Linked DNA regions of Homo sapiens: region 2 is linked to region 1. Evidence: read pairs that join two places in POLR2A ChIA-PET (ENCODE). Cell type or tissue: PC-9. All regions are shown on one strand. Links, peaks and the distances in the headings refer to the core of each region. The heading gives the core; the rest is flanking DNA. Region 1 holds the start of LOC105373032 (a long non-coding RNA gene). Region 2 overlaps APOBEC3H (apolipoprotein B mRNA editing enzyme catalytic subunit 3H).

Region 1 (12,320 bases), core at 5,404-7,903:
GCCAGGCTGGTCTCAAACTCCTGACCTCGTGATCCGCCCGCCTTGGCCTCTCAAAGTGCTGGGATTACAGGCGTGAGCCACTGCGACAAGCTGCAGGTGACTCTTTTGAAAATCTGTTATTTCCAAGTCATTCCAAAATTTTGGAGAGATTTATGGACTTCTCACATGCTTTTCCCTTGTTTATGAGCACCTGGAGAAGATAGTCTCTATTCTATGAGAAAAAAATCCCCTCCACCTCTGACAGTCTATAGTTCTGAGGTTTGGTGTAACATCACAAAGGAAAAAAATTGATCTCTTAGCCTGTGTGAGTTGTTGCCCAGACAGAGGGCAAATCAGTTTCCTATGAAATTGTGAACCAAAACTATCTGAGACAAGTCTCAATCAATGTAGAAAGTTTATTTTGCCAAGGTTAAGGACGTGCCCGTGACATAGCCTCAGGAGGTCCTGATGACTTGTACCCAAAGTGATAGGGGTATAGCTTGGTTTTATACATTTTAGGGAGATATGAGACATCAATCAGTACATTTAAGATGTACATTGGTTCAGTCTGGAAAGGTGGGGCAACTCGAAGTGGGGGCTTCCAGGTGGTAGGTAGATAAGAGACAAAAGGTTGTATTATTTTGATTCTGATCAGCCTTTCACTGAGTACACAATTTACATGTGAGGAGGGTAGAGGAAGAGTCACTTATGCCTCAGTCTGTCTCAGTGAATCTGCATTTTTACATAAGCAACAGGCGGAGGAAGCAATCAGATATGCATTTGTCTCGGGTGGGAAGAGGGATGACTTTGAGTTCTGTCCTTGTCCCGCATCTGTTAAGATAAACTATCAATTTACATTGCCAAGGTGAAATTCAACAGAACTGTTTTAGGGTAAAGATGCTGAGGCCCACATGGAAATTCCTTGGGGGCAAACTCTGAAGGAGATATGTAGTTTTTTAATCTTTGTAACTATCTTATTTGGGGAAAAAATGGGAGCCAAGTTTGCCTGATGCAGTCCCCAGCTTGACTTAGTGATTTTTTGGGTTCAAATTTCAACCCCAAAAAAGGCAACAACTGTCTTTCTTTTTTTTTTCTTTTCTTTTTTTGAAATGGAGTCTCGCTCTGTCGCCCCGGCTGGAGTGCAGTGGCGCGATCTCGGCTCACTGCAAGCTCTGTCTCCTGGGTTCATGCCATTCTCCTGCCTCAGCCTCCCGAGTAGCTGGGACTACAGGTGCCCACCACCACACTCGGCTAATTTTTTGTATTTTTAGTAGAGACGGGGTTTCACTGTGTTAGCCAGGATGGTCTCGATCTTCTGACCTCGTGATCTGCCCGCCTCGGCCTCCCAAAGTGCTGGGATTACAGATGTGAGCCACCGCACCCGGCCAACAACTTTCTTTTTGGCTTAGTGATTTGGGGGTCCTGAGACTTACCTTCCTTTCACCAAAAAAACCTGTAGTACAGCAAACAAAAATTTAGTAGCTTAAAACACAAGAATCTATTATCTCTCATGATTCTGTGTTTGACGGGCACTTTGGATGGTTCTCTTTCCTGCTCTTGTATAGGGTAACTGGTGTGGCCACGGTCAGAGACAAGGCCAAGGCTTGATGTGTACATCTGGAGTCATAGTACTGGATGCTGGCTGGGCCTCTCTCTCCTCGTGGTCTCTCATCATTCATAGTCTACTTCAAGCTTGCTTATGTGGTTCCAGGAGTCACACAAGAAGGTGAGAGACACACAAAGCTTCTTAAGGTCTTGCCTTGGAACTTACACAACATTGCTCCCTCTGCATTCTGTTGGTCAAAGCAAGTCACAAGGTATGGTGAGCAGATTTCAAGGCCACTAAGGTTCCTGCCTCCCCCAACCCAGTGTACATGTCCTGTATAATCCCCTCCCTTTGAGCATGAGAGGGACCTAAGGAACGTGTTGGGATTTTGCTCCCATGATTAGGTTATATTGAAAAAACAGGCCGGGTGTGGTGGTTCCTGCCTGTAATTCCAGCACTTTGGGAGGCCGAGGTGGGTAGATCACCTGAGGTCGGGAGTTTGAGACCAGCCTGGCCGATATGATGAAACCCCATCTCTACTAAAAATACAAAAATTAACTGGGCGTGGTAGTGGACACCTGTAATCCCAGCTACTGGGGAAGCTGAGGCAGGAGAATCACTTGAACCTGGGAGACGGAGGTTGCAGTGAGCCAAGATTGTGCCACTGCACTCCAGCCTGGGCAACAGAGCAACACTCTGTCTCAAAAACAAACAAACAAGGTTTTGTAGACATAATTAAGGTCCTTTAAGTTGACTTTGACTTATTCAAAAGGGAGTTTATCTTGGTCTGACCTAATCAGGCGAGCTCTTTGAAAGACAATCCAAGCCTCTCCCAAGAGGAAAGGTTGGAAGCAGTGGAATTGCGCTCCTGTTGACCTTGAAGAGGCAAGATGCCATGTTGTGGAGAGGGCCATGTGGCAGGAACGGTGGTGGGTGGTTTCCAGGAGCTGAGGACCTCAGTCCTACAATCACAAGGATCTGAATTCTGTGACTAGCCACTGAGCTTGGAGGAGAACTCTGAGTTTTCAGATGGGGATGTGGCGCCAGCTGACACCTGGATTGCAGCCTGTGAGACCCTGAGCAGAGACTTCAGTTAAGCTGTGCCTGGACTTCTGACCCACAGAAACTGAAATGATAAAGGGGTATTGCTTTAAGCAATCAGTGATAGAGCATAGCAAACTAATATATCAGGCCAGTCCAGATTCAGGAACAGGGAAAGAGACTCCATGCCTGGATGGGAGGAGTGGCAGGGTCACACTGAAAAGGGAACGCAGAGCTATTATTGTAATAATTTACCTCAAGGGTCCCTAGTTGGGACACAGCTCATGCTTAAAGCTGATGGGATCCCTGGGGCCAGACACTCCTTTCACAAAGGCACCTGCAGAATTCTGGGCATCTTACCTTTGTGACTTCTACCAGTTGGGTGTGGTTGGGACTCATGGGCTATGCCTCCATGTCCCTAGCATCAGACACATGTGGGTGCCTCATAAATATCTGTGGGACAAATCAAGGAATGAAGGTGCTGAACTGGGCTTTGCAGGGATGGGGAGTGAGGCCTTTGCCAAACAGAGTTTGTCTGCACCTGGGGCAAGGAGGGACTCAGGGATGGGAGGAGGTAGCTTTGTCCCAGGCTTCGACTGTCAGCCTGGCATGGTTGAGGCACAGAGTCTCTTAAGGCTGTGGACAGTGTCAGAATTGGGAAAGAGTACTTTAGCTCCAATCCCATTGAAGATCTATCCAAGTCCACTTTCCAGAATGGACTATCCCCTCCCTGATGCCAGAAGTCAGTGCCTTGAGCTTGGGACCACAGGCCACAGGCCTTCATTCTGTCCCTGATTTGAGGTCCTGGAGGGCTGGGGTGTGAGTTAGAATGTGGAGGGTGTGGCATCATCTGGACATTTAACTCAACACAGAGTCAACTCTGCACTTGTCTCCATCATTTAGAAAATGTAAAATGATTTTCTGCAGATGTCTTTATCACTATACACTGCACACTGCTGCAACTCAACCCCTTATGTGATTGTCTTAGTCACATGTAAGTGACTTATTAAGGAAGTGCTCCCAGGGGAGATTGCTAAGGGAATGAGTGAAGCAAGATAGGAAAGGGAAGGAAGCAAGCAGAGAGTAAGGTGTCGAGCTAAAGTCCTGCAGTGAGTGGCCCCAGCCTCACGCCTCAAGGGATCTGGAGAGTAAGTTATTCCTCAATATTTTCCCCCACCCACCAGACCCTGGTTACAGGCTGCAGGGCAAGGGTATTAGGTGGGGGGAATGTTGATCCCCCAGACACGTGCTGCTTTCTGCCTCTGTCTGCAAAGTGGCTTCAGTACCCTGGGGATGGCCTTTGGAAGGAGAGCTATAGATGCTGGCTGCTGGAGGAAAGGCACATGGGTGGGCTTGGGGGGACATAGAACAGGGACCCCTGGGGATCCGAGCAGGGAACAGATGTTACTGCGGAGGGATGAGACACAGCAGCTGAGTATGGTACTTTATAGGCTCTGCAAACTCCAAGCTGCTCCCACCCCAGGCCCTTGATCCTTGCTGTTCCCTCTACCTAGAACAGTCCCATCTTCTCCCAGGGGTGGCACGGTGGCTTCTTCAGTTCTTTCAATCTCTGCTCAGATGTTACCTCTTCAAAAAGATTTCCTCTGATGACCTTATGTAAAGGAGCCCCAACTCCTACCCACCACCCTCTCTCCCCATAGATGAGAAAGAAAAATAAAAACTCAGGACCCGAATTCACTATCTTCCGGACATGTCCTTGACCTTGGCAATATAAGCTTCTCAATTGATCGAGGCCTGTCTCAGACACTTTTTGGTTACAATGTCTATTTTTTCCCCTGGTCCTTAACACTATCTGGCGTTATAGGAATGGTTTGTTTAATATGACCATTTATTTAATGCCTGACTTCCTCACTAGACGCCAGGCTCCACAGTGGCAGGGACTTTGCCCATCTGGTTCCCACTTTTTCTCCAGTGCTAACACAGGGCCCTGCACACAGTAGGTATCCAATTCATATATATATATTTTCCAATTAATATTTGTTGGGTGTGCCATTGAAGGGCTTGTTAAGAGTAATTTTGACCATATAACATGTATAGGGATTCAGGTCCAGCAACTGCTTGCTGCATCTCTCTCCCCCTCTCTGCAATGGGCTCTGGGAATGCAAAGTAGAAAAGATGGGATTTCTGCCCTGGAGGAACTGAGATGCTTGAAGAGATGGATGTGCACACGGATGAATTTCAGCGGTGCAACTTTTCATCATCAACCTCTTTGAGCCTCAGTGTTCATCTGTAAAATGGAGATAATCATTCCTAGCTTGTAGAATTCTCATGAGGATAACAACATATGATATATATCAGCATCTGCAACTGTGTTGGGCACACAGCAAGTCTGCAGTGGTGGAAGTGTACGTTTATATATGCTCTGAGCCAGTTTATACCTCAAGAGAGATGAACATCACACACAACCCCCCCACACACACACGCACACAACGTATACACTTATATGTTTTTCTTCCACTGAAAGTATATTGGACCAATTCTAGAAATTGAAGCTGTATTGACCAAAAATAACAACAGCTAACACGTTGTACAGAACTCCTTATAGGGTTCATACCTATAATCCCACCACTTTGGGAGGCCGAGGCAGGAGGATCACTTGAGGTCAGGAGTTCGAGACCAGTCTGGCCAACATGGTGAAACCTCGTCTCTACTTAAAAAAAAAAAAAAAAAAAAATTAGCCAGGTATGGTGGTGGGCACCTATAATCCCAGCTATTCAGGAGGCTGAGGTAGGAGAATCTCTTGAACCTGGGAGGTGGAGGTTGCAGTGAGCCGAGACCGCGCCATTGCACTCCAGCCTGGGCAGCAAGAGTGAAACTGTCTCAAAAAGAAAAAAAAAAAAACTCATTATGTTTCAAGGACTCTTCTGAGAGCTTTACATACAGTATTAATAATTTATTTATTTATTTTTTCTTCTTTTCTATCTCTACCTGATTAGAGAAAAGGTATTAATAATTTGATCTCAAAAGGATCCTACGAGGTAGATGCTGTTGTTATTCCATTTTACTATTGAGGATACTGAGTTTCTATCCAAATGTGGAAGACTCAGAGGTGAATGAAACTTTTCTTCTTCCATTTAATGCCCTTCCCTTATCTCTTCCTGCTGCCCAACGAGTCCAGCCACATGATGCTATTTGACCTAGGAAGCTGTGGACAAAGAAGCCAAATACAGGAGTTCAGGGGACAGTGTGAGCCCCTGAACATGTAGAGAATAGAGACGTGTAGAGTTCCTTCTGAAACACTGCACTGTGAAATTCTGTGCCTCCGAAGACAGGCTCGCTATTTTTAGAAAGAGGGCAGCAGAGTCGTTGGAAATATGCCCGAATACGGTCATGATTGGGCAAGGGACACGGGAAACGCCAATTTTGGCAAAGGGATTATTTGGAAGTGCAGTTCTGACCAAGTCATTCCTCTGTTTAAGATGTTTCAACATTGAAGGAGCCAAAATATCAACAGTGAAAAAACCTCTTAGTGGCTGTTGCTGTCTCTAGAGGAAGCCTGAGCTCTTTCTCGTGGCAGAGCAACTCTTCCCCATGTCCCTACACCCTGTACCCTCAACCTGCACACCTTCTTCGTTGGGTCTCTTTGAACCACCTGCTGTTCCCGGGTGGTCCCCGCTTTTCCACACCTTTGTACCTTCACCTGGGATGCACCTATGCATCTTTCAAAACTCAGTTCTGGGGTCTCCTGTATGAAGCCATATCTGGCCCTGCCAGGTAGAACTGGCCAGCCTTCCTTTGCCCCATTTTGGTGTTTATAGAGCATCAAGAACACAGGAGAGTTCTTCCTGGTGACTTGCCACCTCCCTGCAAAGCATGAGCTCCCTGAGGGCATGGCCCCCTGTGCTGCTTGTTCCCTGGACAGGGCCTGACACTAGGTAGACAGTCAAGTAATATTTACTGGGCTTCAATCATATGCTTGTACTATTCTAGGAGCTGGGGACACAGCAGAGAACAAGACAGACAGAGTCCCTGCCCTTGAGAGTCTTGGATTCTTATGGGGGCAGCAGACAGACAACAAACACACAAGGCAAGATGATTTCAAGTCAGATATGTGTTGTGAAGAGGCTGAATAGGAATGCACAGTGGAGAGGAACAGGGCGCATGGGTGGGGTGCTCAGCATGGTGGCTGGGGCAGGCCTGTAGAGCAGCCACATCTGAGATGAGACCCACACCAGGAAAAGGAGGCAGCTGTATAGATCTGGGAGAGGAGGTTTCCTAGCAAAAGGCCCTGAGGCAGGGACACACCTGGCATATCTGAGGGACAGAAGGAAGCCAGCGGGGCTGGAGCCGAGTGGACAGAGAGAGTGAGGTCAGCGAGGGAGGCAGGGCCCTGCAGGCCATGGAGGAGAGCCTGGGCCTTGATCCAAGTACAGGGAGGAGGCCCCCAGTGACAACTCACTGCAGAGGCGAAGGGGCCTGGCACAGCAAGCTGGATGCAGAGGCTGAGCCCTGGGTGAGGTTCCGAGGGCCAAGAGGCAGATGCATTTCCAATCTGCTGCAGCGCAGCCTCCCCGATGTATATTCAGAGAGGCAACAGGCTGTACATTAAAATGGAAAGAGCTGGAAACTCCCTGGAAACTCCAAGCCTGGGCACCATCTCACAGATGGGTGCCCAAGACGGAGGGAGCCATTCCCCTCTGGTCTGCTAGTTAATTAGGGCTTCTCTACAAAGACACTTGGAAATACAATGATTTAAAGAAGAGCGTTTGTTCCTTTCTTCCACAACAGTCTGGCTTGTCAGGCCAGGGGCGCCCCAGCAAGGTCTGCGGGACTGACAAGGGGTGGTCAAGGCCACGGTGGGAAAACTGACACCTGAGCAATTGCAGATAAAATCCAGGGGCACTTCTGGCTCCCACAGGCCCCTCGTCCGGACACCTCTTTCCAGTGAATGCGAAGCAGATGAGAAGAGATGCAAAGCTCTGGCGTGATGTCTTTCATCTCTCAGCTCTGTGCAAACTTGTTCTCTTCCTGCTCTTCCTGTTTTGCTGGGCAGCATGTTTTTTGTTTTGTTTTTTTTCTTCCAACTACATTTTAGTGGTTTAGGGGGAATGCTAGTTTCTCCAGAATCTTTTTCACTTTAAGGAAAGTTAGGGCACCCTGACAAGGGGGTGCTGGGAGGCTGGTCCTCTCTTGGGTTCCATTCTGCCAGTTTTCTTTTCTTTTCTCTTTTCTTTTTTCTTTTCTTTTCTTTTCTTTTCTTTTCTTTTCTTTTCTTTTCTTTTCTTTTCTTTCCTTTCCTTTCCTTTTCTTTCCCTCCCTCCCTCCCTCCCTCCCTTCCTTCCTTTCTTCCTTTGTTCTTTCGTTCTTTCTTCTTTTCTTTTTGCGTTTTGCTCCTGTCGCCCAGGCTGGAGTGCAATGGCTCTCACTGCAACTCCACCTCCTGGGTTCAAGCAATTCTCCTCCCTCAGCCTCCTGAGTAGCTGGGATTACAGATGCCTGCCACCATGCCTGGCTAATTTTTGTATTTTTAGTAGAGATGTGGTTTTGCCATGTTGGCCAGACCGGTCTCGAACTCCTGACCTCAGGTGATCGACCCACCTCGGCCACCCAAAGTGCTGGGATTACAGGCATGAGCCACCGCACCCAGCCCCATTCTGCCAGTTCTGCTGAGCTGTGTGGACTCCTGCCCTGGAGCAGAGGGCTGGCATATGGCTGGAGAAGGCTGGCCATTGACCCGTGCTGCTGACCGCCTGCCCTCCCCAGCATTTGGGCCCCGGTGCGGTGCCCTATCCCTGCTCACAGCGGGGACCAGAGTCACCTGGGGCCTTCCGCCCTGGCGGGAGGAGGAGGACCCCCCACTATGTGTCCCCTCACCTTTGCCTTTTCCTCCTCATCCCCTTCCCTGGGGTCTTGAGGGGGCCCCTTAAGGGGATTGACAATATCAAAAGCTTGCTGATAGGAGATCGGCTGTGAGGTTCCTGTTCCTGTCGTAACACAGCAGTTCTGGGATTGTTTTAGGAGAGAAACTTTGAGAGGTTAAATGAGAAAGGAGCCTTCTGGTGGGTTCATTGAGTTCTGCCTCCAAAGCACACACCCAGCAGAGAAGCCCCGAGAAAGTGCTGGGCCCAGCTAAGCACCCCAGATCTTGTGCCCAGGGACACACCTGGACCTCCCAGACAATCCTGGGAGGGATTTTCCAGGGGTGTGGAGTTCGTGGTGAGGCAGAGCCAGCCAACAGAAGAACGCATCAGTCTGATTATGTAGTTAGTTTAGAACCCAACCCAATTTCGGGAGTCCCTAGCTCTGGGAGATTGCTCCCACCTTTGTCACCACCAAAATGCATCATCTTTCTTCCGTTTCTCTAGTGTTGTGTGTATGACTCCGATTTGTGATGTATCCCCCGCCACCTGGAGAGGCAAGGAGGTCTGTCATCCACCTGGGAGGTCCGGCTGTCCAGGGCGGGCGTCACCTGTTGGGGGTGCCAATAAAGATGCCGCCTAAGGGAACCACATCCTGATAATCATGTTCTGAGCCATGGGGGAACCCTGCTGCACTCCAGCCTCAGACTCTGGGACAGGTTGGAGCCCCAGTGACTCTCACATGGAGATAGGACATCCCTCTGGGGGACATTGTGAGCCACAACCTCAACCCCATTTGGGCTGGGGATTCTCTGTTCCCAGGGTCCTGTGTGAACCGCAGCTGCTGAATGGTGTGCAGAATTGGAAGAGTTATGATCAAAAGCCAGTTCCTGTGTGAATTTAAGGGTGCTGGGTGGTTAGTCCAGGGGCCTACTGAGAACTTGTCCTATTCTTTTTTATTTTTATTTTTGACAGAGTGTCGCTCTGTTGCCAGGCTGGAGTGCAGTGGAGTGATCTTGGCTTACTGCAATCTCTGCCTCCCAGGTTCAAGCGATTCCCCTGCCTCAGCCTCCCGAGTAGCTGGGACTACAGGTGCACACCAACACGCCTGGCTAATTTTTTGTATTTTAGTAGAGACAGCATTTCACCATGTTAGCCAGGATGGTCTCAATTTCCCAACCTCGTGATCTGCCTGCCTGGGCCTCCCAAAGTGCTGGGATTACAGGCGTGAGCCACCGTGCCCGGCCCGAACTTGTCCTATTCTTGACCCCACATGAACAGAAATAAGAGGTAACAGGACTGTCTCAAATAACCTCAACCTCATATGCACATTAATGTGAATTTTTGGATGCCCTGAAAGGCAGATTTTATGTGCAGAAAAGATTATCCAGGGGTTTTCTTAAGTTTTAAAAATTAATATTCAATTTATTAAAGTTATAAATAAAAGGAAAAACCTAGTTTGTCCTTACACTTTTAATTTCAGCTTAAATAACTTATTATTTTAATTATAGATCTAGCAAATTTAGCAATCACTTCTAAGAAGGCTCTGATTAATTTTGGTCTCATTTACGAACTTAAACTCCTTTAAACTTTTCATATTGCATTATTCATCACATATAATATATTTGCTTAACTTCCTAAGTATAATTGGCTGACAAACCTTCTTAAGTGCTGAAGCAATTCTTATAAATTGAATGCATTTAGCATATAAATATGAGCTTGAAGTCTGACTGGCTGTTCCAGTACTACGTGTAAAAGAGCAAATCCCAAGTCCAGATCATTTACTCAGTTACACATTTAAAATTGTAATCTTGAGGCAATCTATTATTTTAATAGACTGAGTTCTCTTAAATATTATAAGAATATAAAATAGAAAAAACACCTTAATATAAAAGATGGCCAGGCGCGGTGGCTCACGCCTGTAATTCCAGCACTTGAGACGCCAAGGTGGGTGGATCACCTGAGGTCAGGAGTTCGAGACCAGCCTGGCCAACATGGTGAAACCCCATCTCTACTAAAAATACAAAAATTAGCCAGGTGTGGTGGCGCATACCTGTAATCCCAGCTACCTGGGAGGCCGAGGCAGGAGAATCACTTGAACCTGGGAGGCGGAGGTTGCAGTGAGCCAAGATTGCACCACTGCACTCCAGTCTCAGCAACAGAGCGAGACTCCATCTCAAATAAGTAAATACATAAATAATTAGGATTTTGTTCTTTTTACATTTCTGTACGTAATTCAAGTCTTCCTGGGGGTAAAAACTACTTACTCACTAAGGGAATAATTCAGTCATTTCAAACCATTTTTGAGGGTCTCTACTCAGCAGTTTGATGTTGTGTAATGATTCAGGATTCTTCTCTGTGACCCTGATGGGCCATTCCGATTCCTATTTATAGATGCTTATCTCAAGACCTTCTGTGTGGGTAGTCTCAGAGCCCTTGGGACTGCCTTCGTCCACAACCTTGGGTTTGAGTCATATCACTACCGAATTCTTCCCTCTGTTCATGGAAATCTGGTAACTACATCAACGAGGTATTTTCTACAGAACTGATTGGGTTTTTTGTTTCTTTGCCTCATAAGATATAAAAATGTCTAAAGGCCCTGGAATGTCACAGTATTAATAGCTGATGTGTATGGAAGGCCTACTATGTACTGGGCATAATTCTATGTGTTCTTCATTTGTTAATTCACTCAATCCTTTTTTTTTCTTTTTTTTTTTTTTTGAGATGGAGTCTCACTCTGTCGCCAGGCTGGAGTGCAGTGGCGCGATTATATTCACCTAGAAGTTTGTGAACACTGTTCCTCTTTCAGTAAAATCCATGTTATAGATGCTGCTGGATTTTAGGCATCCAGAAAGGCCTGAGATTGGCAGCTATTTGTTGACAATTCAATGGGTATAAAAGGTAAGCACTTAAGATAACCAACTATTAGAAGACTGAGAATGACGGTGGTGGGGAGTATTTGGGGGACAGGGGAGCAATACATTCTGGTGATGTCATTTTGGTTCATTACTCAGCAAATTTTTTTTTTTTGACAGAGTTTTGCTCTGTCGCCTATGCCAACTCAGCTTGCTGCAAACTCCGCCTCCAGGGTTCAAGCGATTCTCCTGCCTCAGCCTCCTGAGTAGCTGGGATTACAGGTGCCTGCCACCATGCCTGGCTAATTTTTGTATTTTTAGTAGAGATGGGGTTTCACCATGTTGGCCAGGCTGGTCTCGAACTCCTGACCTCAGGTGATCTGCCAGTCTCAGCCTCCAAAAGTGCTGGGATTACAGGCATGAGCCACCATGCCTGGCCTGAATTAATATTGTTAAAATGTCCATACTACCCAAAGCAATCTATAGATTCAATGCAATCTCTATCAAAATTTCAATTGCTCCTCTTTAAGTGGAGGCCTCAGGCAAAAATAAATAAATACATAAATACATACATACATACATACAGGAAAAAAGAAAAAAATCCAATAGAATTCTTCACAGAAATATAAAAGAAAAATCCTAAAATTTGCATGGAATCAAAAAAGGCCTTGAATACCCAAGCAATCTTGAGAAAGAATAACAAAGCTGGAGGCATCACACTCCTGCTTTCAAACTACATCACAAAACAACAGTAATCAAAGCAGCATGGTACTGGTATAAAAAGACACATAGACAAATGAAACAGAATAGAGAGCCCTGAAATCAACCCATGCTTATACTGTTAACTAATCTTTTACAAAGGTGCCAAGAATACACAATGGGGGAAGAGTAGTCTCTTCAATAAATGTGTTGGGAAAACTGGATATCCACATGGAAAACAATGAAATTGGACCCGTATCATACACCACACACAAAAATTAACTCAAAATTGATTAAAGACTTAAATGTAAGAACTGAAACTGTAAAACTCTTAGAAGAAAACAAAGGGAAAAAGCTCCTTGACATTGGTGTTGGTAATGA
Region 2 (12,320 bases), core at 5,044-7,543, 230 kb after region 1:
GAGAATTGCTTGAACCCAGGAGGTGGGAGGTTGCAGTGAGCCGAGATCATGCCACTGCACTCCAGCCTGGGCAACAAAGCAAGACTCTGTCCCAAAAAAAAAAAAAAAAAAAAAAAAAAAAATTAACTCAACATGTGCTGAGCATGAGGACTCATGCCTGTAATCCCAGCACTTCAGGAGGCCAAGGCGGGTGGATCACTTGAGCCCAGGAGTTCAAAGACCAGCCTGGGCAACATGGCAAATCCCCATCTCTACAAAAAATACAAAAATCAGCCAGGCATGGTGGCATGTGCCCGTGGTCCCAGCCATTCGGGAGGGTGAATGGGAGATTGCATGAGTTCAGGGAGGTGAAGGCTGTAGTGAGCTGAGATCGTGCCACTGCACTCCAGCCTGGGCAACAGAGTGAGGCTTTGCTTAAAAAAATAATAATAACCCAAGATGAATTAAAGACTTAAATGTAAGACCTCAAACTATAAAAATCTTAGAAGAAAACCCGGGAAATATGAAATACTCTACTGGACACTGGTCTATGCAAAGAATTTATGATTAAATTCTGAAAAGCAGATGCAACCAAAACAGAAATTGACAATTGGGATCTAATTAAATGGAGCACAGCAAAAGAAACTATCAACAGAGTAAACAGACAATCTCCCTTTTCTAAGATGCTCTTGTCACCTCCGTGTTTTTCTCCAGGCCTTCTGGGCCCTTCTGGTGCCAGTTCTTTTCTCTTCCTAATGATCTCATCCTCACCTCTCCCTCCCTTCCTCCCTGTGGTGTCCCACCAGTTGGTACCTCCTAACTTCTCTCTTTCCCTCTCAGCAGTCCTGAAGTGTGGATGTTTTAGAGAATGACTTAAGAAGTTTGCAGCTTGGACCCGTATCCCACTCATTATCAAGAAGCAACTCAAGATGACTTTCCCTGGGGCATGTCAGTTGCCTCATAGCCTGCTGGTCCTGTAAGCAAGCACTAAGCTCCACAGTGCCAGTTCCTTGCCCCAACCTGGCCCCATCCAAGTACAGAAGACCTTCCTTTCCTCCTTTTTCCATATTGCTTTCTGTTCTAAGTGGGTGAATAATTTTATAATTGAAAAAATAAAGATAAAGTCTGTAAATCCAGCCGGGTACGGTGGCTCACGCCTGTAATCCTAGCACTTTGGGAGGCTGAGATGCTCGGCCAATAAATTTCTATTGTTTATGAATCACCCAGTCTGTGGTATTTTGTTATAGGACATATGGACTAAGATACTGAGTTAAGGCCAGGTGCGGTGGCTCATGCCTATAATCCCAGCACTTTGAGAGGCCGAGGTGGGTGGATCACCTGAGGTCAGGAGTTTGAGACCAGCCTGACCAACATCGCGAAAACCTGTCTCTACTAAAAATATAAAAAATAGCCAGGCATGGTGGCACGCGCGTGTAATCCCAGCTACTTGGGAGGCTGAGGCAGGAGAATCACTTGAACCTAGGAGGTGGGGGTTGCAGTGAGCCGAGATCACGCCACTGCACTCCAGCCTGGGCAAGAGAATGAGACTCCATCTCAAAAAAAAATAAGAAAAAAGGCCAGGCACGGTGGCTCACCAAAATGCTGTAATACCAGCATTTTGGGAGGCTGAGGCAGGTGGATCACCTGAGGTTGGGAGTTTGAGACCAGCCTGACCAATGTGGAGAAATCCCGTCTCTACTAAAAATACAAAATTAGCCTGGCGTGGTGGCGCATGCCTGTCATCCCAGCTACTCGGGAGGCTGAGGCCGGAGAATCGCTTGAACCTGGGAGATGGAGGTTGCAGTGAGCTGAGATAGCGCCATTGCACTCCAGCCTGGGTAACAAGAGCAAAACTCCATCTCAAAAAAAAAAAAAAAAAAAGAAAAAAGAAAAGTACAAAGGATTTTATTCTACAGCACCAAAAAAATAAAAATAAAAAAACAAACAACAACAACAATGCTCTATTGAAGGAGTCTCTGTTGAGTCTAGAATCGCTGCATTATTTTGTAGTCCAGGTAACCTCTGTCCTTTCTCAGTATCTGTGTTCAAATAAATAAGGTCAAACTCTATGGAGCAGAGGTGCCCACAAAATTGATTGAAAAAAGCAAAAAACAGCCAAGTGCAGTGGCTCACGCCTGTAATCCCAGCACTTTGGGAGGCTGAGGTGGGCAGATCACAAGGTCAGGAGTTCGAGACCAGCATGGCGAACATGGTGAAACCCCGCTCTACTAAAAATACAAAAAAATTAGCCGGGTGTGGTGGTGGACACGTGTAATCCCAGCTCCTCAGGAGGCTGAGGCAGGAGAATTGCTTGAACCTGGGAGGCAGAGGTTGCAGTGAGCTGAGATCACACCACTGCACTCCAGCCTGGGTGACAGAGCGAGACTCTATCTCAAAATAAAATAAAATAAATAAAAATTATAATTATTTATAGTCATTTCCACAGTTAATTGCTTAAGGCTGATGCAGTTTCTGAAAACTTCAGAAGCATGCAAAATCCTAGAATATGGTATCTTTTAAAAGGTTCATAAAAGGACTCTGAAAAGCACCTTTGAATACAGGTTTCTAGTAACTTTAAAATCATATCATGTAAAAATAAATAAATTTTGAAAGATCACATCATAAGTAAGAATTTCCCATGAATTCCACAATTCCCCAAGAATTGGACTGGGTAAGAATTCCTGTTGCTTCAATAAGAAAAGAAAACAACTGACTGGTTTATAAAACTGCTAACACAAGTAAAACAAAAATTCATGAAATACCAAAAAACTTTGCCAGATTATCATGCTAAATCGGCCAATATTAAAATTGTTTAGATATACAATTTGAATGAACTTTATGGTCTAAATCAAATTACCTATGATAACCCATTAGTTATCACTGCTATGCACCTAGATTGGAGAAGCAGCTGGTATTCAAGAGGACATAAGTCCAGTGTTAAGCATGGACTCATGGAGAACCAGGACGGCCGCCTTGTCCTTCCTGAGTCCTAAAAACTTTTGTTATTAAAGGTTCTATATTCCATGACTCATCATGGAAAAGATAAAATAATCCAAATTGAATATGTGGACTTACAAATTGAGGAAATAGTTTATTTTTATTTATTTATTTATTTTTGAGATGGAGTTTCACTCTTGTGGCCCAGGCTGGAGTGCAATGGCGCAATCTCAGCTCACTGCAACCTCCACCCCCCGGGTTCAAGCGATTCTCCTGCCTCAGCCTCCCGAGTACCTGGGATTACAGGTGCCTGACACCACGCTCAGCTAATTTTTGTATTTTTAGTAGAGACGGGGTTTCACCAGGTTGGCCAGGCTGATCTTGAACTCCTGACCTCAGGTGATCCATCTGCCTAGGCCTCCCAAAGTGCTGGGATTACAAGCGTGAGCCACTGCGACCGGCCAAGGAAATAGTTTAAAATCAATGTTTGGTTGCATATTCTTGGGAAGACAATCAAAGCTTCAGGTACATTTGGCTGCGTGATGGGCCATTTAAACATTTATAAAGGGATTTCATTCAATTGTCATTTTCAGTGCTTTTTTTTTGGTTGTATAAAAGCTTTCCCATGCAAGAGGGCTAATGTAGCAGTAGATTATTGTGCTACAGTGTATTTTCACCAGATAAAGAAAGCTTTGTGTGGTTCACTGAGGACAACCCTTTCACAATCCAGAACCCGAAGAATGGATCTTCTGAACATCAGAGAAAGACTGTCCTTGCCATCCACATTGCAGCAAAACTTTGGAACCTTGAACTTTGGGTTCATAATCTCACAACTGAGAAGCGACCCTCCACATTCTTGGAACTGTTCACCCACCAGAACCCTTAAAGTAAAACTAACCAGAGATGTCACTCCCCAGAAGAAGATGGCATCCTTAATGTGAACAGCTTTTCCCAAGATCACAGATCAAGACTTCTCTAGGCTGGGCGTGGGGGCTCACGCCTGTAATCCCAACAATTTGAGGTGGGAGGATCACTTGAGGTCAGGAGTTCGAGACCAGCCTGGCCAACATGGTGAAACCTCTTCTCTACTAACAGTATAAAAAATTAGCCAGGCATGGTGGTGGTGCAAGCCTGTAATCCCAGCTACTCAGAAGGCTGAGGCAGGAGAATTGCTTGAGTCTGGGAGGCGGAGGTTGCAGTGAACCGAGATCGCGCCACTGCACTCCAGCCTGGGCAACAGAGTGAGACTCCATCTCAAAAAAATAAAAAAAGGTTTTTCTATTATCGTGAGACTCTTATCCTTGAATATTTTTTCTTATTTATGCCTCTATGAACAATAGAAGTGGAAAAGGGGTCTATTATGTGCACTTATGGGGTATACTTTTATTTGTAAAGGAGTTTGCAGCCAGCCTTATATATGAATAACCTTATACTTTAATAGATAAAAGATAAAGGCCCAGTGTAGGTGAAAAACTTTAATGGTACATATGTTGCCTCATAATAAGTCAGAAACAGAACATTCATTCATGTCTCTTAACCCACATCACGAGTTAAAGAAAACACTGCCTTTACTCTTCTAGAAGGACATCATTTGTTAGGTCCTTTTTCCATAGTTTAGAATAAAAGTGGCAATACTTAGTATGTATCCCTCACAATAGACTCTATAGCAGATTCTACTTTTTTTTGGGTGGGGGGGGTAACAGAGTCTCCCTCTGTCACCCAGGCTGGAGTGCAGTGACACGATCTCGGCTCACTGCAACCTCTGCCTCCTGGATTCAAGCAATTCTCCTGCCTCAGCCTCCTATGTAGCTGGAATCACAGGCGCCCACCACCATGCCCAGCTAATTTCTGTATTTTTAGTAGAGATGGGGTTTCACCTTGTTGGCCAAGCTGGTCTCGAACTCCTGACCTCAAGTGATCCGCCCGCCTCGGCCTCCCAAAGTGCTGGGATTACAGCATGAGCCACCACAGCTGACCCTTTTTTTGTTTGTTTTTAAGATGGAGTCTCGCTCTGTCACCCAGGCTGGAGTGCAGTGGCGTGACCTTGGCTCGCTAGAACCTCCGCCTCCCGGGTTCAAGCGATTCTCCTGCCTCAGCCTCCCCAGTAGCTGGGATTACAGGCACGTGCCACCATGCCCAGCTAGTATTTGTATTTTTAGTAGAGACAGGGTTTCACCATGTTGGCCAGGCTGTTCTCAAACTCCCGACCTCAAGTGATCCTCCCGCCTCGGCCTCCCAAAGTGCTGGGATTACAGGAATGAGCCACCATGCCCGGCCAGCAGAGTCTACTTTAAAGGGTAGCATTATACAGCAGACTTTAAATTCTCTTGTGAAAGTTATGCTGAACAATAGAATTCACGAAACAGAAAAGTACCTGGGCTGCTGTTGACACTTGTGGCCTGTGGAGAAATACATCAAATGTAGGTTACACAAATTCAGTTGTAGTAGATTAATGAAAAGACTACTTAGTCAAGATGAAGAGTAGACTCTTCATCCAGCTCATTTTCTATTTAATTTTAAGGTTTGGTGTATGGGGACCCTGGGTACTCCAAATTCTTGGTGTTATCCTCCCGATAGTCATAATAGTCTCCCTGATGTGCTGTATTCTCTCAAAGGTTTTTAATGTTTGTACACAGCCAGCTCTAAAACATCAAATGGTCTCTCTTCAACTGGAATGACAAAAGCTAAAAGAAATGTGTGACCATGAGGTCACCATGACCTATGAATGACATGCTGAGACCCACAACCCAAAATGATAACAGAGTGGTGATAAGGCCCTAAGTTTTGGTCACACTCTCACTTAAGTGAGAACCTGGCCAAAAAGGGGGAATTTTTAAAACAAAATTAAGGACGGCCATTATTTTGGACTGAGCTCATACACTAGGCCTCAACAGACCAAACCAAACAAAATGGAGTCACTCGTGCTAAATGTGACATAATCAAACTAAGACTTTAACGAAACATAGATCCTAGAACACACCAGGTTTTGTTTTTCTCCTGTAAACAGAACATCCCAGCATAAAGGGGTACCGTCTACTCAGTTCTTGTTCCCTCCTCACAAAACCTACTGTTCTACTGTTTCCCAGTGGGTTTCAAGACCAAATAAGCACATTTATGATGGTAACAGTGACATCAATGACTAATGTTTTCATCAGTCTCTCAAATTGAGAAAATTATCAAAAGGGGGAAACTGGCCAGGAGTGGTGCCTTACACCTGTAATCTCAGCACTTTGCGAGGCTGAGCAGGCAGATCATGAGGTCAGGAGATCAAGACCATCCTGACTAACACGGTGAAACCCCTTCTCTACTAAAAATACAAAAAGTTAGCTGGGCCTGGTGGTACGCACCTGTAGTCCCAGCTACTCGGGAGGCTGAGGCAGGAGAATCACTTGAACCCAGGAGGCGGAGGTTGCAGTGAGCTGAGATCGCACTGTTACATTCCAGCCTGGGCGACAGAGTGAGACTCCATCTCAAAAAAAAAAAGAAAAAAAAAGAGGAGGGGGATTGTTATAGCAAACTAAATATGGCCTGAGAAGGACTCCATACTTCTATATTTGAGTCCTTGTGGATGAACTGTAACCTAGCTTAACAGTCAGACAACATTTAAAACCTCATTTAGGAGTATGCACCTGTAACAATAACTGAGGCTGGGCCAATCCTAGCAGCCATACTTCAATCACTCATAGACTGCTGTGTTCAAACTGTGTTCAAATAAAGTAAACGCTAACCTGTAAGCAATCCGTCTGTTTCTGTACCTCGCTGCCGATTTCTGTATGTCATTTCCCCTTTTCTGTCTATAAATCTTTTTCCACCACGTATCTGCACTCAGTCTCTGTGAATCTGCTGTGATTCTGTGGGCTGACCGATTCGCAAATTGTTCATTGTCCAATTAAACTCCTTTAAATTTGGGCCAGGCACCTGTAATCCCAGCACTTCGGGAGGCCGAGGTGGGCAGATCACCTGAGGTCAGGAGTTCGAGACCAGCATGGCCAACGTGGCGAAACCCCATCTCCACTAAAAATACAAAAATTGGCAGGGCATGGTGGCAGGCGCCTGTAATCCCAGCTACTAGGGGGGCTGAGGCAGGAGAATCGCTTGAACCCAGAAGGTAGAGGTTGCAGTGAGCCGAGATTGACCCATTGCACTCCAGCATGGGGGATGGAGTGAGACTCAGTCTCTAAAAAAAATAAAAATTAAAATTAAAAAACTCTTTTAAATTTAATTCAGCTGAAGTTTTTCTTTTATCTGTACCGAGCTTAATACCTGGGTGATGAATTAATCTGTACAAAAACCCCCATGTCACAAGTTCATTGTCGATAAAAAGAGTAAAACTCTGTAAAATATTTGAAGAGATTTATTCTGAGCATAATATGAGTGACCATGGCCCATGACACAGCCCTCAGGAGGTCCTGAGAACATGCGCCCAGAGTGGTCAGGGCGCAGATTGGTTTTATGCATTTCGGGAAGGAATGAGACATCAATCAAATACATTTGAGAAATACATTGGGCTGGACGCGGTGGCTCACGCCTGTAATCCCAGCACTCTGGAGGGCTGAGGCGGGTGGATCACAAGGTCAGGAGATCGAGATGATCCTGGCTAACACAGTGAAACCCTGTCTCTACTAACAATATAAAAAATTAGCCGGGCATGGTGGCGGGCGCCTGTAGTCTCAGCTACTTGGGAGGCTGAGGCAGGAGAATGGCGTGAACCCGGGAGGCAGAGCTTGCAGTGAGCCGAGATCGTGCCACTGCACTCCAGCCTGGGTGACAGACCAAGACCCCGTCTCAAAAGAAAGAAAGAAAGAAAGAAAGAAATACATTAGATTGGTCCAGAAAGGCGGGACAACTCAAAGGTAGGAGGGCTTCCAGGCTATGATAAATTTAAACATTTTCTGGTGAAGCAGGGGTTAAAAGAGAAAAACAAGTTTCCTCTTGCTAGGCTGACCCACTCCAAGACCTGGTGATAGGCAGCAGAGCTCTGGCAAAGATTTGATAACTATCTGCAAAACCAGAGCCCTCAAAGGATGTGCTCCAGAGCCCCCTCCCCTCCCAGTTATGGGCAAGGACGAGAAAACAGGTTCTTCTCCTATCCCAGCTCCCCACTCCCCTCTTAGTAACCCTTCCTTAGTGAAACTCAAGGTTACTTTACAAAGTTTTACGGATTCCTGTTTCTCCTCTGTGTAACATAACAAGGTCATCAGACATGCTCAGGTAAGACATGTACCAGCTGTAAATCCTGCCTTAGTTTGGTAAGTTCCTGTTTTTTCCTCAGGTTGCAAAACCTGTCACTGTATGATTAACTGCCTTTGTTCTGCCTCTGTAAGTCCGCTTGCCTGCCTTGTAAGCTTTGTGCAACTAGATGGCCAACCCCCTCAGTTGTATGTATAAAAGTCAAGCCCCGTCTTTGTTCAGGGCTCAGCCTTTCGGATGCGAATCTGCTGAGCCGGTGCACACTTTAATAAAATCCTCCTGTTTCACCCATTTGGTCTCTTTGGTCCTTTGATTCCTACAACACTAGTTGACGATTTGCTTGTGATACCCTACCTTGTTTAACCTGAGTAACTCTCTCCTAGCAGAGAGAGAGCCGGACAGACTCCATTTTAGTTTCTTCACTTGCAGCCTCCCTTAAGGCATAACTAGTGTAAACCGACTCACAGCACGTCCAGGAATGCACCTACTGAGAAGATACTGAGGCAAGCTGCACTAGCAGCTCCTGGGGACGCGCGTGGTGGATGGCACCCAAAACCCCTGCATTTATCTCTTCGTGATAGTTTAGGCCCCTGCACCTGGAACTGTTTATTTTTTGTAACTGCATTTGTAACCAATTAATTTTTTTAACTTTTTGCCAGTTCTGCTTCTGTAACAATTGCCTCAGCTAAACTTCCCCCTCCCCTATTTAGACCATGGTATAAAAACAAAACTAGCCCCTTCCTCAGGGCTGAAAGAATTTTGAGCATTAGCTGCCTCTCGGTCGCCGGCTAATAAAGGACTCCTTAATTTGTCTCAAAGTGTGGCATTTCTCTATAACTCGCTTGGTTACAGCAGCTGAGCTGTCTAAAGACCTGGGATCACTAGGATCATAGAAAAGAAATGTTCAGGTTAAAACATTGTGGAGACCAGCCAGGTGCAGTGGCTCACGCCTGTAATCCCAGCACTTTGGGAGGCTGAGGCAGGTGGATCACCTGAGGTCAGGAGTTTGAGACCACCCTGGCCAACATAGTGAAATCCCGTCTCTATTAAAAATACAAAAATTAGCCAGGTGTGATGGTAGGTGCCTGTAATCCCCCACTCCAAAGGAAAAAAAAAAGACTGCAGAGACCAAGGTTCTTTTGAAGTCTTATAGTGGCTGCCTTTAGAGATAATAGATGACAAATGTTTCCTATTCAGATTTTTTTTTGAGATGGAGTCTCGCACTGTCGCCAGGCTGGAGTGCAATGGTATGATCTCGGCTTACTGCAACCTCCGCCTCCTGGGTACAAGCAATTCTCCTGCCTCTCAGCCTCCCGAGTAGCTGGGATTACAGGCACCCACCACCATGCCCGGCTAATTTTTTGTATTTTTAGTAGAGACGGGATTTCTTTATGTGGGCCAAGCCGGTCTCAAACTCCTGACTTCGTGATCCACCCACCTCGGCCTCCCAAAGTGCTGGGATTACAGGTGTGAGCCACCACGCCTGGCCCTATTCAGATTTTTTAAAGGTGCTAGACTCCTAGTTAATCTGTTTAGGATTGGGAGGGCCTGGATCTAGCTACATTAATAGAGATTCTTTACAGTTGCAAATTTTCCCCCACAAAGGACAGCTTTGCAGGGCCATTTCAAGATATGGCAAAGAAACATGTTTTAAGATAAAATATTTTTATTTTCTTCCTTGTCTCGTAATGCTATGCCAGAGTCAGGTTGGAAAGTGAGTCACGATATGTAGGGTTAAATAAAACCCATCTAGTGAGAATTTATGATTTGTAGGGCATGACTCCTCAGATCCCTTAGATAGGAATTTGAGCAAAACAAAAAAATCACAGTGTAGTCCTCATCACCCATGTAACAAACCATTCGTTGTCCCCCTGTACCTATAATCAAAGTTTAAAAAATAAAGTATTTTTGAAAAGAAAATGCAGTATATACAAACAGTAGAATATTAGGAGATTCTATCATGTGCTACAAAGTAGGTGGTATGTACACATAGTAGAATATTATTCAGCCTTGAAAAAGGAGATTCTGTCATACCTATAATATGTTTATAATAAAAGTTTTAAAATATACCCCTGTACCTATAATAAAAGTTTAAAAAATAAAATAAAGTGTTTTTTGTTTTGTTTTTGTTTTTGTTGTTTTGAGATGGAGTCCCGCTCTGTCGCCCAGGCTGGAGTACAGTGGCACGATCTCGGCTCACTGCAACCTACGCCTCCTGGGTTCAAGTGATTCTCCTGCCTCAGCCTCCCGAGTAGCTTGGACTACAGGCACTTGCCACCACGCCTGGCTAATTTTTTGTATTTTTAGTAGAGACGGGGTTTCACCATGTTAGCCAGGATAGTCTCAATCTCCTGACCTCGTGATCCGCCCGCCTCGGCCTCCCAAAGTGCTGGGATTACAGGCATGAGCCACCACGCCCGGCCAAATAAAGTAGAAATAAAGCCAAATAAAAAAGAAAATGTGGTATATACAAACAGTAGAATATTAGAAGATTCTGTCATATGCTACAAAGTAGGTGGTATATACACATAGTAGAATATTATTCAGCCTTGAAAAAGGAGATTCTGTCATGCACTACAAAATAGGTAAACCTGGAGGACACTATAGCAGGTGAAATAAGCCAGTCACAAAAAGACTAATACTGCATGATCCCACCTCCTTGAGATATCTACAACAGTCAAACTCAAGGAAACAGAATGTAGAACAAGGGCTATCTGGGGCTAGGGGAGGGGGAAACTGAGAGTTGTCATTCAATGAGTATAGAGTTTCAGTTTTGCAAGATGAAAAAGCTCCAGAGATCTGTCACCAAACAATGTAAGTATAGTTAACAACACTGGGCCAGATGAGGTGGCTCATGCCTGTAATCCCAGCCTCCCTGAGGAGGGCGAATCGCTTGAGCTCAGGAGTTCAAGACAAGCCTGGGCAACATGGTGAAACTTGTCTCTACCAAAAATAGAAAAAAAAAAAAAAAAAAAGCCGGGCATGGTGGCGCATGCCTGTCATCTGAGCTACATGGGAAGCTGAAGTGGAAGGATTGGTGGACCTAGGAGGTGGAGGTTGCATTGAGCCGAGATCGCACCACTGCATGACACAGTGAGACCCTATCTTCAAAAAAAAAAAAAAAAAACCCACTGAACTGTACACTTAAAAATGGTTAAGAAGCCAGATGTAGTGGCTCACACCTATATTCCCAGCACTTCCCAGAATTTATGGTTTGTAGTGTAATGCCTAACTTTGTTTTTTACTAACCTTATTTTAACCTTGTTTTTACTAACCCTATTTTTAAATGTTCCCTTTTTGTCTCCTTAATTACCTAGCCTTGTTTCCCATATGAATAGACTCTCCCTTAGCGGGGAAAGCCGACGAACTCCATCTGGCCCCTTGATTTACAAGACGTTAAGGGCTCCTTACCCGACCCCCTTCGTCAAGGAGTTAACCTGTGTAAGCTGATCCTCAGCATTTCAAAGGAGCTCAATGAACTGATAAGGTACTAGAACAAACAATGTATGAAGTTCCCAGGATTTTGCTCAAAAAGATAACAACATAAAGCCTTGAGTCTGTGTCCGGCATAGCATCCATATCTAACTCTTATGAAGGATTTAGAGCCCCGCACCTGGTTCCGTTGCTTTTTTTGTAACCATTTGTCTTTTAAATTGTTTATTTCTCTGTAACCATTTGTTTTTTGATTCTTGCGTGTTTTTACTTCTGTAGAATTATTGCATTTGAGCTCCCCTCCCCTTCCTAAACCAAGCTATAAAAGTAAATCAAGCCCCTTCCTCGGGGCCGAGAGAATTTTGAGCGTTAGCTGTCTCTTTGGCCACCGGCTTAAATAAAGGACTCTTAATTCGTCTCAAAGTGTGGCGTTTTCTCTAACTCGCTCGGGTATAACAGTAGGGCATGACTCTTCAGACCCCTTAGATAGGAATTTGCACAAGCTGAAAAGATCAGAGCTTAGCCCACACAAAGTAGATGAATAGGAGAAAAGGCATACTAATTTATTAACATGTCCATGAGAGAGAATGACAGAGGGAGCACTCCAACCCCACAAAGAGCTGTAGCAGTTCATATACCATCTTGAGGTTACAGAAAGATTTGGGGCTTGGATCCTGGCAAAACAGGCTATGGGAAAGGGAGAAGAGGAGGCCTGGCTGGCAAAGGTGGTCTTGTTATGTAGATGAAACCTCACAGATAGCAGTCCTCGGAGGAAAAAGATG

What was found. ChIA-PET counts read pairs that join two places held together with the same protein. Peaks named below come from ENCODE experiments on the same cell type or tissue, not always from the same donor. Only the 100,000 strongest peaks of a DNase experiment are listed, where the experiment ranks them.
Region 2: POLR2A ChIA-PET joins it to region 1 with 24 read pairs; 4 of 35 experiments call an interaction of 5 or more read pairs at or near these places.

Annotation. Positions count from the first base shown.
Region 1 is chr22:38,875,722-38,888,041 of GRCh38, forward strand. It overlaps LOC105373032 (a long non-coding RNA gene), which reads left to right and starts at 10,566. Exons shown (of 3, transcript XR_938256.2): 1 at 10,566-11,286. In PC-9, for the core only: no CTCF peak of the experiment used is centred there; DNase peaks (open chromatin) are centred at 6,850 and 7,572; H3K27ac peaks cover 506 bases.
Region 2 is chr22:39,102,870-39,115,189 of GRCh38, forward strand. APOBEC3H (apolipoprotein B mRNA editing enzyme catalytic subunit 3H) reads left to right here. Exons shown (of 5, transcript NM_181773.5): 5 at 820-1,198. The coding sequence ends at 828. Among named protein-coding and RNA genes, the nearest start is that of APOBEC3H, 12 kb to the left of the region's middle. RefSeq lists an enhancer at 11,099-12,073. In PC-9, for the core only: no CTCF peak of the experiment used is centred there; no DNase peak of the experiment used is centred there; H3K27ac peaks cover 4 bases.